Linked DNA regions of Homo sapiens: region 1 is linked to region 2. The links are chromatin loops, found by intact Hi-C in ENCODE. Cell type or tissue: mammary epithelial cell. All regions are shown on one strand. Links, peaks and the distances in the headings refer to the core of each region. The heading gives the core; the rest is flanking DNA.

What was found. Peaks named below come from ENCODE experiments on the same cell type or tissue, not always from the same donor. Only the 100,000 strongest peaks of a DNase experiment are listed, where the experiment ranks them.
Region 1: it touches region 2 in a loop (34-fold over the local background); 2 of 110 quality-filtered maps call a loop at or near these places.

The regions. Positions count from the first base shown.
Region 1 is chr12:90,006,145-90,014,715 of GRCh38, reverse strand. All of the region lies in intron 7 of LOC105369890 (a long non-coding RNA gene), which reads right to left. Among named protein-coding and RNA genes, the nearest start is that of LINC02399, 63 kb to the right of the region's middle. In mammary epithelial cell, for the core only: CTCF peaks have their summits at 1,100 and 4,437; no DNase peak of the experiment used is centred there.
Region 2 is chr12:90,249,062-90,257,632 of GRCh38, reverse strand. LOC105369892 (a long non-coding RNA gene) reads right to left here and starts at 3,808. Exons shown (of 3, transcript XR_945183.1): 1 at 3,653-3,808; 2 at 1,129-1,241. In mammary epithelial cell, for the core only: a CTCF peak has its summit at 3,563; a DNase peak (open chromatin) is centred at 3,682; H3K27ac peaks cover 1,681 bases.

The DNA of each region.
Region 1 (8,571 bases), core at 354-8,353, 240 kb after region 2:
GAAAACTTAGGTAATCAATATTCAAATGAGTCAACAAAGAAGAAGAGGATCTTGTTTCTGAGAAAAGTTGAAGGAGAAAAGGAACTAACATTTATTAAGCATCCACTGTACAGAGTACAGGTACTCGATGCTTTGGGCATGTGATGTCATATAGTAAGAACTTTCTAGGGCTTGGCTTTCCCTGTTATACAGCTCAGAGAAGCTAAAGTTTCCTGCTTATGGTCTCAGGGCAGACCTGGTATTTGAACCTATACCTGATTCCAAAACCCATATATATATATATTTTTTTTCCACTGTCTACTATAAAGATTCCAGAGCTTCTCCAAGTCAAAGGCCAAAAAGGAGAAACAATAGCTACTTACAGATCTTCATTTATCCTGTGAAATAATATTTCCTTTAATATTAATAACTGTGCGTGACAGAACTAAATATCACTCTAAGAAATTTCTCTTCTCTCAGATCTTTTAACTAAAGACACCAGGGAATAACAACCCAAATATATGAACAAAAGCTATTAAGAAGGAATACACACACACACACAGACAACATCTGATATCCAGCCAGGATACACAGGAGAGAGTATAAAGTTTCCTGGAGCTTCATTAAGTTGCTCAGTGCATCACTTTTTTTCCATATTCATAAAGTACACCAATCCTAAAGGATATGATGTCCATTTCTGCTTCTGACAGGGTGACCTTGCAGACTGAGGCCTCCAGCAGGGGAGCAAGCTTCAGGAGAAGAATCCTCATTATTTGGTAAGGCTAAGACTTTGTGTGTTAGGTTCATATGAATAACTTATGGCTGTACAGCCTCATGAACAGAGGCCTGGACACGGCTGACATCACAGCATCATACACCGAATCCTGGTCCACCCTCCCGGGAGAAAATGGAATATTTGCTCATTTCACATTTCACCAAGACAGACTCTTCAACTATTTATAAGTTGAACAGAAATTTCCACCACTTCAGCTGACACAACTGGCTCTACCTAGTAACTGATAAAAGAGATCCAACCAGAGCCTTTAGGAAGCTAGCTTTGGCAAAAGCCAGTAGCAGCAGGGAAAGAGACAAGGTCTGCACCAAGGGACATCCTCCTCCAGTAGGTGCTGCTCTCTTCCTCCTCATTCACTCTTCACCACCACCACCACAACTAAGACCCTACATTTACAGCTTGTCTAGAATAGGTTTTGCTAATAACTTGGCAAACATACCTGTAGATAGATGCCTGTCTCTTATTAATACTTACTAAGGACTCACTGAAATTGACATTGATTAATATCACAGTGTCCTTATTCTGAAATAAAGGCTATCCCTCTAATTCAGTCCTATTCAATTCAAAACAGATGCATTGAGGACCGTCCATGTACTGGTTCTGGCAATTTAAAGATTAATAAAGTTAAGTCCTTGCACTCCAGATGCTTAAAACTTGGAGAAGAGTAGACACATAAAGAGAAAATATTGACTAGGATAATTGCTCTGCCACAGGAAAGCTCAGGGGCCACTAGCAAGCAGAGGAGGGCACTTAACTCAGGCTGGAGGATTATTTTATTGATAACACATGGAGACCCAATGCTGCATACATTTCCCATTTTACTTAATTCTCACAACAATTCTCCCCATGAGGCTACTCCTTATTAGCCTAATTTTTTAGGTAAGGAGACCCGGTTCAGAGAGATTAAATGATTTGCTCAATCTGACACAGCAAGTGGCAGATATAAGAGTCAAACAGTCCAGTCTAACCACAAAGCCAGTCACTTGCTTACAACAGTGTATTGCCTCTCAATGGCAATTTGCAAAGTTTAATGTTCATGGTTATATTTATTTATTATTCAAAAAATATTTGCTGATTGTCTACTATGTTCATGGGATACAAGGCAAGGGTAACAACTGTACTGGTCCTGAACTTCTTGTGCTTGCCTTTCAAGATCATCAAAAACAAAGAGTTTGAAGGAGATACATCAGTCAGTTATTCTGGAAATATTCATAAATATTATAGTGCAGTGTTATGGACCAGAACATGCTTGATTCTGAGACTATGAATTGGTTTAAAAAAGAAAGTCTGTGTCCTCATGGAATTTGTAGTCTAGAAAAATATGCAAATAAATACACATTGCATTGAAGGTGGTAAGGGCTTTAAAGAAAAATAAAATAAAGTATTAGAAATCATGGATGAGGGATTGAGGGTAGAACTTGGCATTTTGAATTGAAAGCTCCTCTGAGAATCCAAGGAAAAACCTGAATAAGGAGAAGAAATCATTATTTATTATTAGGGGATAATCTATGTGAAGAATATGCATAGCCAGGCAGAAGCAACAGCAAGTGCAACAGCTCCAAGGCAGGAACTCATTTAGAGTTTACCAAGAATGGTAAGAGGCCAGATTACAGTCAGAGAGGTTGAAAGCAATACAAGACGGGTGGAAAATCAAAGGCTAAATCATCCAGGACCTTGTTGGCTATGTAAGGGGTTCCATTTTCTTGTCAAGGCAAAGGGAAACCACTGGAGAACTTTGAATAGGGGGAGCGACATGTTCTGATTAACTTTTTAACTTCACTCTGGTTGCCATATGGAGAACCGATTATGGGGGCACATGAGTAGAAGACCAATTAGAAGTCTATTATACAAGCCTAAATTTAAGATGATGGTGGGTTAAACTAAAGAGGAAATGCAGAGGTTGTCAGATTGGGGATCTATTTTTCATAGTAGTGCTGACAGACTAGATTAGATGTGGGCTGTGAGGAAAAGACAGAGGAGCAAATGCACTTGAATTCCTGGAACAGTGCCTATACAGAGTTTATACTCAACATGTGGAAATTCCATCCCTTTCTCTTGAAACTCAACATGGTTTACTTGGGGAAAATAAGTCACACACATAACTAGGCACAGGGTCTATGAGAGTGGCCCTAACATAAGTCAAACTTCAGGGCTACAACACAGCCATGAGAAAGTAGATGAGAATCTACCTCAATTGCTTCAATCAAACTAGTAAGTATCCTCTATTTGCTCTCAAATAAATGAAGTGGAAGAATTCCTAAAAGAATTCTGGTTATACCAAGTGTGAAGGAACTCCTATTCTTGGTGGAAGTGCCTGTTGCTTATTATAGGTAGAAGTTTTACAATAGATAAAATTGTAAAACTTATATTGCTTTCTAAGATAAGTCTTCACAGAATTCCCTGAGGCTAGGACAGATCTTCTTATTAGAGCCTTTTAACACTCCTGTATCTTTCCATCATGGCTCTTTTCAGTTTGAAATTTGATATGCAGTTATGTAATATTTGATTAATATCTGTTCCTCCCTCACCTGCCATCCCATTCTTCCTAACCTTGAAACAGTTTGCCTAGAAAAAAAGCATATAGGCATTCAAAACTTTTTGTTGGAAAACTGAAAAATGTGTTTAAAATATATTTTATTCACAAAGAGAGCAAATAACCTATGAAGAAAAAATGGAATGACATTTCATAAAGGATAGGCATTTAATTCCATTTTTAAAATTCTATTTATAATCACTAGTTATCTTCACAGCAATACATAGGATTCACTTCAAAAGAACCAAAACTGGCATGGGGAAATTACTTCTAAAGAGCCATCTTGAACTTTAGGCCATAATAAAAGTTTGTTTTCTGACCTGACATAGTGGCTTACACTTGTAATCCTAGCACTTTGGGAGGCCGAGGCAGGTGGATCACCTGAGGTCAGGAATTTGAGAACAGCCTGGCCAACATGGTGAAACCCCATCTCTACTAAAAATACAAAAGATTAGCCAGGCATGGTGGCACACACCTGTAATTCCAGCTTGGGAGGCTGAGGCAAGAGAATCACTTGGACCCAGGAGGCAGAGGTTGCAGTTAGCTGGGATGGCATCACTGCACGCCAGCCTGGGCGACAGAGCAAGACTCTGTCTCAACAACAACAACAAAAAAAACAAAAAACAAACAAACAAAAAAGTATGAGATGCATTTAGAATTCATTGGGTATAATCTGGCCTATATAGCCAGATGACATGTGCCTCACCTGGATTACAGTAGTCACCTCCTAACTGTTGTCCTTGCTTCAACCTTACCCTCTTGCTGACTATTGTCAACAGAGCGGCCAGGCTGATACTTTTGGACTAGAAGCTACTTCGCTGCATCTCTCCCCAACTCATTCAGAATAAATGTCAACATCCTTACAGTGGTCTCCAATGCCTTTATCATTTAGGGCCCTGGAAAAAAATAGGTGACACAATTAAACTGGTCATCAAGGAAAGTTTAAGCCTTAGTCCATTCAGGCTGCTGTAACAAATTACCATAGACAGGATATCCTATAAACAATATAAACTCATTTCTTACAGTTCTGGAGACTAGGGGGCCAGGAAATCCAAGATCAAGGAGCTAGCAGATTCTGTGTCTGGTGAGGACTCACCCACTACTTCATAGATGTTGCCTTCTCGCGGCACCCTCACATGGTGAAGGGGAAAACTAGCTTTCTGAGACATCTTTTATAAGGGCAAACTAATCCAATTCATGACAGCTTCACCCTCATGACCTAATCAGCTCCCGAAGTCTCCACCTCTTAATATTTTTGTGTTGGGGATTATGTTTCAACCTATGCACTTTAGGGGGACAAAAACATTCAAACCCTAACAGAGAACGTTTACAAAGGTGAGGATGAGCATTTAAAAAATCATATATACATGGTGTGCTACTCTGAGGCTAGCAACAGTGTGAAGCTTTTATCAATGGCAAAGAGAAATGAATGGATCTGGGGAAGCAAATGAAAAACGTTCAGCATAAAGCCCTATGTGATCTGCCCTCGCCTCTTCTGTGTTCCTTCCGCTGCCGTCGCCCTAGCACCTTGATATATCTTGACACACTCCAGGCACTGTACAACTTGGGAATCTTTACATTTGCTGTTCCCTCTGCTTAGAACACTTTTTCTCTAAATATCCACATAGCACACTAACTTACTTACTTCAAGCTCAAATATCACCTTCTCAATGCAACCTACTTGAAAAGCCTATTTAAAATCATAAAACTTCTCCTCTAACATCCCAATCCCCTTAACCCTCTTCTTTCTACCTTTTCCCCATTTCATTTATCACACACTGTTACACGTATATATAATTTTATACTATATTATTTAATTTTTATTACACCTATTGTCAATTGTCAGCATCCCCTTCTCCCTCAATAAAATATAAGATCCAAAGAAGTGATGTTTGTTTTTTTTTAATTGATACAGTCTAAGTGCCTAGAATTAGGGCAGAATGCATAAACAAATAGAGGAAAATAATCATCTTATGTGCAGTGTCCAAATGTTCTCACATGGAATCTTGTTTATAAACACCAGTAGAAACAGATATATTAAAACCTAACAGTGCTGCTTCCTACCCCATTTTCAAAAGGTCGATTAAGTCCAACCAAATGTTGAATGAATTTCTATCCCACCAAAAGCAGTTTATTGTAAAACCGTACCTGAATGGAAGCTCTTCTTTTACATTTCATTAAACTACCTCCAAATGACAGAGAGCCAAAGACTATGTTCCCTTGAATCTGAGCTCTTTCCTCATAGATGTAATGAGCGTCTGAAACATTTGCTATACTCTATGAAACCTCTAAGAATCCTCAGGAAGGAATACAACAAAGTTCCTATCAGGAGGTGCTTAATTGTGCTGAAGGACAAATAAAATCACATAGTGTGTATTGCATATCTTGGTAATGTCTCAAAGAAAGTCATGGACTTGTACAGTTGGAAGAACTTGAAGAGCTCTCACTTTACAGGCAAGGAAACTGAAGTCTCAAGAAGTCCAGGGTTTTGGTCATAGTCACACTACACAGCAAGCAAGTGGCCTGCATGAAACGTAGAAACCAGGTCCCCACCTGGGTCCAGCCTGGACCAGGACTCTCCGGCCATATGGGGAAGTAAAATTTTAAAAACTGAGAGACCAAAGACCTTTGAAATGATTCTATTTATGCATGTTTTCAATCTATGTTTAACTAGAATGGAAAGACTTGGAACTAAAATAAAATGTTTATCCACATAAATATATGAGAAAGGTATATTACACCAAACATACATGATGAAACAATGATTGTTCTAAAAATTCCTTTATATGGACAAATATGTGTCTAATAGATTTATGAGGGTAATAAAACTGGGTACTGCAGAACTACAGTGAGGAAAAGTACTTTCCAATCAGGCTTCCCACGAATTTAAACAAGGATAGAAGTAGATAATGATCTCATCTTCCCCATCAGATCTTCCCCCACAAAGCGGGGAACTCTGGAGCTTATGCAGATGTACAAATCCTCTAGAGTTCTAAAATGAAGGCATATTTTTATAGTGTCATCGGTAGCCATAAAAGCTTTGCCAACAGTATTTATGTGCATCATGATAACATGTTTAAATGTTAGTTCAGCCTCCAATAGGAAAGTATAAGTATGTAGTGTTTAAAAGCAGAGAATTGGTCTTTTCTAAATATCTAATTTCTTTTCAAGGCAAAGGAAAAGCCTCTCTAAAATTTAGAGACAGTGTCACAATATTATATTTGAAGTCACCCAAAGTGACAAAGGGAAGACCTACCTAAGGAACCGTGGACCTCACAATAGGAAGGAACTTCCTTTAAACTCCCCATTAAAGGAATATTTTTAAAGTCTGTTAGGTATATCCTTGAAAAAGAAAGTCTCTTCAGATGTCTAGTTTTTGTACCCTTCGCTATTATGCCATTCAGCTCCTTTTATCAAATTCACAGGGGTCATGGCTTCTGAGAGGTGATGTTGTTAGATAAAGGGCCACTTCTGTAGCTCTTTGCCTTCATATGTTTCCACCTCAGGCAGTTCTTTTACAAGCCCACTCCTTGGATAAAAATCTATAGAATCAACCCAGAAAATACAAGGTGGCTTGAAACTGGAGGTTTTCTTCCTTTCTTTCTTCTAACATAAACCAGTGAATTACATGTGTGCGAACCTCAAGAACTATGACTGTGCTCATCAAAGTTAGACAATTTCATCTTAGTAAGCTGCTAGGTAGGCAAGGAAGTCACGAGAAGAATAGGTGTCTTTGGCATGAGTGCATAGAATTCAGGCAAGTCCAAATTTCACTTGATTTGGTGTGAATAGGAGGAGAAAGTATAAGATCAAATATTGGTCCAGAGAAATTGGAATATTTTTCTGCATTTAGAAAATTATCCCATAGGCTCATTCTAAACATGGTAAAAGAAGACATAGATCTCAATATTTGATTGTACATTGACCCTTATAAAATAAATGTGTTCATTTTGCAGATACTTTTCAGGTACATTTTTCTGTCACTTTGATTTGTATCGTTATGATGCCTAAGTTTTTAGAGTATGTGCCATCAAAGACTTCAATTCACAATGCTTTAAGCTGTTAGGAAAAACTTTGAGCCATTCTTCCAAAAAAGGTTTTATTAGACACATGCAATATTTTGGTAAACATTTATAGAAAGAAGCACCACAGAAAATAAGGAGCAGTACTACTGAACCAAAGGAAAGAGAAATGTTGTTAATTCATGGAAACAGTAAATGCAGTCCACTAGCGAAACTATGACAATTAAAATATATGTCCCATGCAGACAAAAACGATGTCTGTATTATTTATCATTGTGTTTCTAATGCCTAGCATAATGTTTAGCGCATTATAGTGGCTCAATAAATAATGCTTTAAAAGGAAGTGAATAGTACAATGGATGAATGAACAGTCTTTGCAATCCAAACGTAATATCCCCAGAAAATCGAAGACCAATTCATCAGAAGGCATTTCTAGCTAGATGAGAATTTCTTTAGGAGCAACACTTTCCCTTTGCTCTTAATATGCTTTCACCAAGCAGCCACATAGGCCATGATTAGTTTTCCTGAATTGTTACACTCAGGATAATAATTTGTAACTGATTATAAATTAAGAAGTTGGCTTTCTGAAAGATTAGTCATATAATCTGTGTGGGCTGAAGGAACTAGCTTTCCTAGAGTTTCTTCAGAAAAACCTGACCATATAGGTTCTTACACCCAAGGATACTCCCATTTTCAGACAGCAACATATGATGCCTGGGGTAAACAGCCAGACCACTCACTGTACAACACCATGTAAAAAGTATATTTTGCGCCTTGTAGATAATACTTTCAGCAGGAAAAGTATGTCTTCCATGAGTTCCATGCCCTGATACATTTAGGGAACTTTGGGCACTTCTTATTTCTTTAAATTTTCACAGTATAAGGACTCAATAAATGTATGTATTTGATCATCAGTAAGATACGGTGAAATATGACTTTTATTTCATCACTACAGTTTCTCCTCATAGTTAACATTGTCCAAGGGAAGAATAAAAGGAAGAGTGTATTTTATTCACAAATTATTGTTAAACCCTACTCTAATTCCACATATGCATGCATGCAAGAATTTGTTCCTTCTTTCAACTAGTATATATGATGTGTTTGTGGGCACTTGGTTAGTTTCTGCTCTGTTATTAAGCATATTGATGTGAAGAAGATGTTGGTTAATGACAGTTTACTTAATAAATTCTAGGTAACTGTATTAGGTTGCTAGGGCCGCCACAATAAAAATACCACAGGCTTGG
Region 2 (8,571 bases), core at 466-8,465:
ACATCATTAAGTATCAAGCAGAGTGTTAAAATGGACTGATATAAAAGAGAGGGACTTACCAGACAGCTACTTTAGATTTGTAGATCAAGAAAAGCCTTTCTCTGGAGGTGATATTTAAGCTGAGATCTAAAGGACACAACTATGCAAAAACTAGAATAACATAGTAGGCAAAGGGAAAAACTAATGTAAAGGACTAAAGTTGGAAAGAGCTTGGCTTGTTAGGGACCTGGTGACCAGCATGGCTGTAGCTTGATGGGAGGGTGAGAGGGTTAGAATTACAAAATGACATTGAAGAGGAAAGCATAGGCCACATTCTCTCTGGGCTTCTCATGTAAGGAAATGAAGCTTAGACTTTATTTCATTTGGGAGCCACTGGAGGGTTATAGATTGAAGGGTGCCATAATTGGATTTGCATTCCAAAAACTTTGTAACCACATTTACCTGGGCCCTTTATAAACTGACCTTAATGTACATTTCTAGATTCCTCTATTGTTTTTTTTCCTTCATACATTTTGTCTTGTAACTCCAGTATTCCAGTACCTAGTGTTGTGCTGGAAAACCAACTCTGTGGAAACAAAACCCTGTTTTGTAGCTGTAGCCAATTTCGGTGGTGTAAATACTTCCACGATAGCTCATTTCAAGCTATCAACAATTTAACAGCTAACTTGCAAAATTCCTGAATATTTAACAATCAGCTCTTGAGAGTCCATTTCAGCAGGACTCAACCCAAATATCTTGACCTTCTGAAGCTCAACAGGTCTTTACATGACATGCCTTTCAGTATCCTGTGTTTTTTGCCTGCAAAACCTAGCCATTATAGAGCTGATGGTTATAAAAACAGAATCTTTGGATTCAGATGGACATGGATTCGAACTTCAGCTTTGTAAATCAGTCATGTGATCTTAGGAAAAGGCCCTAACTCTCTAAACCTCTGTTATCCCATTTATAATATAGGAGTGGTAACAGTTCCTACTTCAGGGTGTTGTTACACAAGAATCAAATAATATTTAAGAAGCATTCAGCAGAGTACTTGAGATATTATTTTATGTACTTCATAAGAACCTTATTTTACTCATCTACTCACTTCTATTAGGAGTTGGGGAAAGCTGTGAAGTTTGTAAAGTTTACCTTTTGGTAGCCTGTCTTTCAAGAAGTAGGACTCCTGCCTGAGACAGAGATACCTCTATGATGCCTTCTGGGATCCACACAAGAATCTTTGCCTTTCGTGTGGAAAATAATTACTAAATGATAGAAGATATATTTGATATATTATATAAGATAAATTTGATATATTACATAAGGTAAATAATGGCTTAAAGTATGAGCATTTATTTTATAATAGAGTTTTTTGATGAAAGACTTTATGACTCCAGCAGTAGACATTTCTTGCCACTGGATTTTATCCTGCTATCCTGCTATAAAAAATTTTGTGATTTTTTTTTTTCTTACAAGCAACCACTTGAGCTAAGTAACTAAGTCTTAGCCTCCTCCTGTTGGTTTTTATTCACTGGAATCCTATAGACACTTCATCTTAATGTTTAGTTGTATTACCATGAAAAAATAGCTTCATTCGTTGACAACTAAAGGTGTTGGTTCTCATGACAGCTTTATTCTATCTTTGTGACCTTGTTTAACTTCCAAACTCTCTGAGACTTCCCACATTGGAATGAATTCAGAGTCTATATCTGCTCTAAAATTCAATGGTTATATATTTTAAAATATTTATAAACCCCGAAAACACCTCCAAAGCCAACAGGAAAAAATACATTTGGCACTATTCTTGTGAGATTACTATAAACTGAGGCCTCTACAGCAAATCAAAGGAGAGTATTGAGGCAATTGTATGAATAATTAAAAAGCAAATTAAAATAAAGCAAAACAAGAGCTTGCATTTCTAAAGGTATCAGAATTCATGTAATTTATAGTCTTCTTTAGAAATCACTAGAACTACAGTGTGTTCTGTACTCATGTTTAGGAAATCATCAAAGTGGCATTTTCCTTTAAATTCAGGTTTTTAGGGGAGATCCTATATCAAAATCTTGCTTACAGAAATAGGACAATATCAAGTCAAATGTGTATAAAAGCAATCCAGGTCTACTTGTTAATTTACTAGTCAAATTTTGAAAGATATTTAAGAATACTAGAAATAAATCCATCAGATCAGATGACTGTATTCTATCATTCCTTTAAATGTATTCTGCCCTTGGCCAGGTATGGTGACTCATGCCTGTAATCCTAGTACTTTGGGAGGCTGAGGCAGGAGGATCACTTGAGGACAAGAATTCAAGACCAGCCTGGACAACAAAGTAAGACCCTGTCTCTACAAAAATTTAAAAAATAAAATAAATAAACTGTTAAAAATGTATTGTATTCTAATCAGTGTATTTATGAATCTAAAACCTCATACAAGTGCCTGCCTTAAAGTATGCATCCAATGTACCCCAATATTTTTAACTCAAAGATTGACATTGCAATGTTCTAAATTATCTCTATATATTGCCAACACATTTAGTTAGAGAAGCTGTAAGTTAGTTCCTGAAAGGGAATATGCAGGGTATAATGTTCCCTGTGCAGTGTAACCAATAGGCCAGTGGTATTTGAACTGCTATAGTGGTTTTATATCTCTCTTCAGCAAAGCAGGGCTTGAATCCAGAAAGAGATTGCAGCTTACTATTAAGTATTTTATACCAGCTGGTGAAATATCCATGACCAGGATCAAAGGAATTTTATACTTGCATATATTTCAGATGGCAATAAGTAATAAGCCCCCAACATTGCTTGTTATCTCCAATTGCTAACCCAGAAATAAATTATAAAATATATTTTCTGGCATGTTTCACAGCTCTGGCGATTAGCAAATCTGCATTATGGAACATGTGCAATTTAAATTATCAATCACATTTTTCTTTATTGGGCCTTGCACATCTATGATTAGTTCAAGAATAAGAACCATCAAAATTGAAAGAGAATTTTAAAATGTATAGAGTTTAAAATCCTGCATATTGAAAAGTACATGCCCATAAAGCAGGGACAAATGATTTAATAAATCCCCCATCCATATTTTTTCACTTGCATTATTTCCCTTATTCTGTAATTCCTAAAAGATGAAAATTATCTTTTAGATTCTCTGAAACTTGCAACATCTCCCAGGACAGCATCTTCACAGTCCCAGCTGACTCTTATATGTTGATTTTAGAGTTAGTTCATTAATTAAGCACTAGTCTCATCTGAAGTGCACAGCAATTAGGATGCCAAGGACCGCTTTATGGAGATGCAAGTGCATGAGTACATCTGTAACATATTCTTGTCTGGATTCCTGAAAAGTCTAGAATCTTCTTTAAAAAGAAAAACATTTTTTTTCTCACATTGTTGCCTTGATGCTCTATTGATCAACCAAGACAATTAAATGATTCATGTTGCTGGAAAAAAACTCTGCTAAATATGGCTGGCTGCTTTTCTATCCAGAAAAGTCCACAGAGGCCATGAAAGGCTGCTCTGATATATCCAGGCACTTTTCCACGAGAGGGTGAGAAAACTCCACCCATCTCATAGAAATGCTTAACTTGGCCTTGGGGTGGCACTGGACCCCAGATGGATTTAGCAATGAGACCAGAATAGCCACCACAAGCCTTTGAACAGGCCCCAGCTGTACCTGTTGCCACGGGTGAACCGGAAAACCCACATGACTGAGGTCTTCCGGTGGTTTGACATGCTCTCCTCAGGCTTTACTGGAGAGGTGTGACTCAGCTGTGAGCCACGGCCAGGCCTTCCTCAATCCTAAGGGAAGAATCAAAGAGAGAGAACTGAATGTTTGCTAACGCAACTGCCATCTGCCACCGTTAAGTCTTATGGTGACAGAGTGCACGTTAATGCCAGATAGACTGAGAACACACACCATCTGTTCATTGCCCTGAAATAAAATTAACTAGGTCATCTGGATTTGGAAGCCTATCTGGAATTGTTGACATCTATTCCCAACCTTGAGGATGGAAACTTTTCCCCTTCTTACATCATTCAAATTACCCAGATAAATATTTTCACTCTAATCCTCCTAGCGGAGAAAGTAAATAGATAATATATTGATAACAATTTACGTGTTACCAACGAATAAAGGATTTTCTAGCCCCTACATTATTATATTTGTAAGCAATTAATATTAAAAATTGCTATCCAACTGAATCCTTTCTACAAGGAAAAATGTATAATAAATTTAATTTCAAGAAGAATGTGCAAACTCTGCGTGGCCTTCAGTCTTTGTTGACGAGCTAACGAGATGCAAATTTCTTGGCTTCCAGGCATTCAGACTAAAAAGGAGAAGTAAAGAGCTATGAAACATTTTGCTGCTGTTTACTAAAAGATGATAGGACTGTGGCAACTAAATCTTGGAAATGACTGAAGGAGTGGTAAAAATATTTTTTTCTTCAAAAGAGTGGTGCAAAAAAGCTCTAATTCCATTTCTGCACAGAAAAACCTGCCTCTGATCTCCCTACTCAGTATCTCACCTTCCAATCAACCCCTCTTATTCTGTTCTCATATTTTTCAGTCTAGTATTGGTCCCGGTCAGTACTGGTGTAGTAGTGAATTTCAGATGGAAAGACGATACAGGAAAGAAAATAGAATAAATTATTACTTTTAGTTCTTTATGTTAGCACTTAACGGAAATACAGCTTTCTTAAAGAATGCTCTTTGAAAGTTTCTATTTCCAAGAGTCAATCTAAATTAAATTACAAGAGAAGTTACTGCTTTTAAGAGTTATGGGTATCAATAACAGGAAATAACACAGTTCATTTAGACAAACTATAATGTGCTGGCTTGAAATAAATCTAGTGAAGCTATCCTTAGGTCCCAAGAGAGTCAAGTTTTAAAATGACCTTCCCTGAGCTGGATTATTGACTAACCTCTGTTACTGGCAATATCTGGGAGCAGAAATTTCTCTAGCCTCTGCTTATGCCTTAAATTTTTAGTAATTTGAAGAGAATATGTCCTCAGCCAATTCCTAAATTCATAATGAGTGATTATATGTTTACCATTAAATTTAAAGTTTTGAAAAAGCAAGGAGATATACAGTGTAATGCCTTGTGTTTATATCTAGTTAGATAAATAAGATATAAAAACTATGCATAAAAATATGACAAAAATACCAAATTATGTGAAATGTGCCAAAGAAAAGGCACCCTGACTCTGCAATCTAAAGTAGGCCCCCAATATTCTTTCACAGGGTACCTTATATTTCCCCTTCATAGCTTCAACCACTGTCTATATAGTATTTATTTCTAGTTTCTCTGAATATATGTGTCCCTACCTCACACTCATTCCTAGCTTCTTGAGGATAGGTACTATATAGGATTGTATTCATTGCTTAATTCTATTGCCTTAAACAGTGGCTGAAATATGGTGAGTGTTCTATATTTGGTGAAACAATTTTTGAAATACACCATATTCATGGTCTAGTGGGATATAATAAAACTTAAACAGATTATAGTAACTTCCCCTCCTTCACTGACTTATTTATTTATTCAACAAGTTTGTTGAGCAGATGCTATGTCAATCTTGCCTTTAGTGATATAGATATATATTATGAATAAAATGCATAAAACTACTTGCCACGTGGATCTCACAGTGGAGAAGATCATTATTAATCAGACTCTAAAAGTACATAATTATAGGTAAACATATAATTTGTAAAATGTAATGGTATTAAGGACTAAAATAATAACGGAGATTTGACATACTCTTAGGGATTAGGGAATGGAGAAGGAATACATGCATGTAAATAAGCAAGGAAATTATGATTTTTAGGAATAAGAGACCAACTGAGAAGAAACAACATGTGTTTCATCCAAGTTTCACAGAGAAGTAGAGCTGGTTTTGGGTGTTAATTCCTCTTGTCCTTCACAGCACAATTATGTACAAGCACAGAGGCATTTAATGGTGCTTGAAGTTAATAGGCGAACAGTTGAATGTTGTAATTCTCAAGATGTATCGTTTTCAAATAACTTGAGCATTAGGTCTTTCAATTTTTAAATTTTACTTTTTAAAATTTGTTATTTTTCTAATTAAATATATTTACATTATGTCATGTTCATTTTTGCAACCATTCAATATAGCATAGATTATACTTTGGATGCTTAAGAAGAATCAAGAGTCAAAATTTCTTTAAGAAATTAATTTTATATCTCTTTTTAAAACTGCAGAAATAAAAGCAACCACAAAATAGACTGCAGGAAGGAAAGTAAAATTAACAGAATCATATTGTTTCTAAATAAACTACTGTTAAAGATTTTTCCAGAAGAGAATCTCACTCTTTAAAAAAATTATCATGTAGAGATAATGGTAGAATTTTATTCCATGAATGATATGTTTATTTATTACATATTCATTAAATATTTAGTAGAGGGGATTAAATTGGGAAATATTTCCATTTAAAAGCTACTTATTTATAGAGTTACTATTATTGTTTCAAAAGGCAGCATGTCAAAAATTACAGCAAAAAAAAAAATGAGTATGTTTATTTGGAAGCCAGAACCACACACTATCAAAGCCAATAAAATTGGGCAATGACCACAAACTCAGTTTCAAAGCTGAGATTCTGAGTGCTTGGGTTGTGGCAGTTATGATTTCCTGAATAAGACTTTGTGCTGGGTCCAGAATTCACTCTCTCTGACCTTCAGCCAAGAAAGGAAGTAGCGTGGGTGACCACGTTCAACACTTGCTCTGGGGATTTCTTTCTAGCCAAAGCTAAAAGGAGGCTATAACTGGGTAGCCAGGCCTGTCCTTAGCACATTCTGTATTTAGATGGCTTACTTAAACCCATTAGCAGCAATATGACCCTGCCCTATGCCCCTACAGACTTCCGAAAAGAAAAAAAAAAATAACATTGGGGCAGGGTGTTGGCTATGGAGCCAACACAAAGAGGGATGAAGAGGGGAAGAGAGAGAGGAAGGAAGAGAGGCCTTATTTATGTCTATGGGATTAGGAATCAAATAGACCAGAATTAAAACTCCAGCTCTTCTGTTTACTAGTGGTTTACTTCTAGTTAAATTGCATGCCCAGTCTGAACTTCAAGTTTTTAGTTGCGGAAAGTGTATACAGCAGTCACTACTTTAGAAAGTGGTTTTCAGTACCTGGCAGAGAGGAAACACTCAATAAATCGTCGTTTTTGTTAATGCTGTTATTATTGCTTTTGTTATGTCATCTACAGTAGGGGGAACAGGGATAAAATGCTGTTTCTCGGGAGGCTTCAAACATGCCATTGTGTGTTTGTGTGTGTGCCGCCTCTAAACCACCAGTATTCACCTCAATCAACCCTCCCCAATTTTAATTTGGATCCTTCAGGTAAAAAGCAAAGGAGCTATTCAGCACAGGAAAGGTTGAGCAATCTGCCCTAGGACTAATCTTCCCAACAGGCACTCCCATAGATGAACTGTTTCCCATCAGATAGTTGCCAGGCATGCCCCGAACGTTTTTATTTCTTAAAGTAATTTGAGTAGGTTCCTCGGGGGAGACACATTTTTAAAAAACCTTTTTTAACTAAGGCAATCCTTGCTCTCGAGCTAGTTTTAATACACCTTTGTAAAGAGCTCTTAAAAGCTCTAACCAGTTCATCAGAACGAAGATAAGTGCAGCTTAAACACATCATACCAAATAAATAAATAAAAGTAACATAAACAGAGAAAAAAAACAAGTTCTTAACAGTGCAACTTGAAAATTAATTATAGCACAACATAGAAAATAAAAATAACCTGGATACACAATTTCCTTCCAAAATAAAATTTTGCATATTGGACACAAAGTCACATGCTTCTGAGAATTGGGGGAGTTTTATTATTTCCTATGAAATTGACAAGATACAACAAGATATTTGCTTTTTTGATATCAGTATACTATGCTTCCAGGGAAGTTTTCTAAAAAGAAATATTTTAAACCAAAAAAGCTATACTTATTTTTTGGATTTTAAAAAAATGCACTTTCTCTGACAAGTGAGTAAAAAGGATATTCCCAAAAAAACCCGAGAAGAAAGGCAAATAAGTTTTACCCTCACAGAAGAAATGAAATTCACAATACGGAGGGGTAGGGCAAGAATTTACATCTTCCTGTCATTTTGAATTTGTCAAAGAGGGGGAAGACAACCAACTTCAGCTGTTAACATCAACTTCCCTCATCTTCCTATAAGTTTTTGAAAAGACCTATTTCATAGAATGTCTCTTTACTACTATTTCAAATTGAAGGTTTGTACTGAGAGAGTTTCCTTTTGGGATTCAGACAGCTCCCCAAATACAATATACCTCACAAAGTCTCAGGTATTGACCAAAGGAGACTATATGTCTTTCTTAATCCTGCTTTAGCTAGAACTGTTGTCCTATGGTGTTCCCTACTACACAATACTGTGTCCTTATATGGTAGGAATGATCACTATCCTTATGTTACACCACTATTTCATGCATGTACTCATTTACTCAACCAGTCTTACTAAGCATCTACTATGTTCCAGGAACTGTGCATATTAAGTAGATGGTTGTTGTAGCTATGGGAATAATAATAAAACAGTGTAGTGATGATGACTTATTTTGA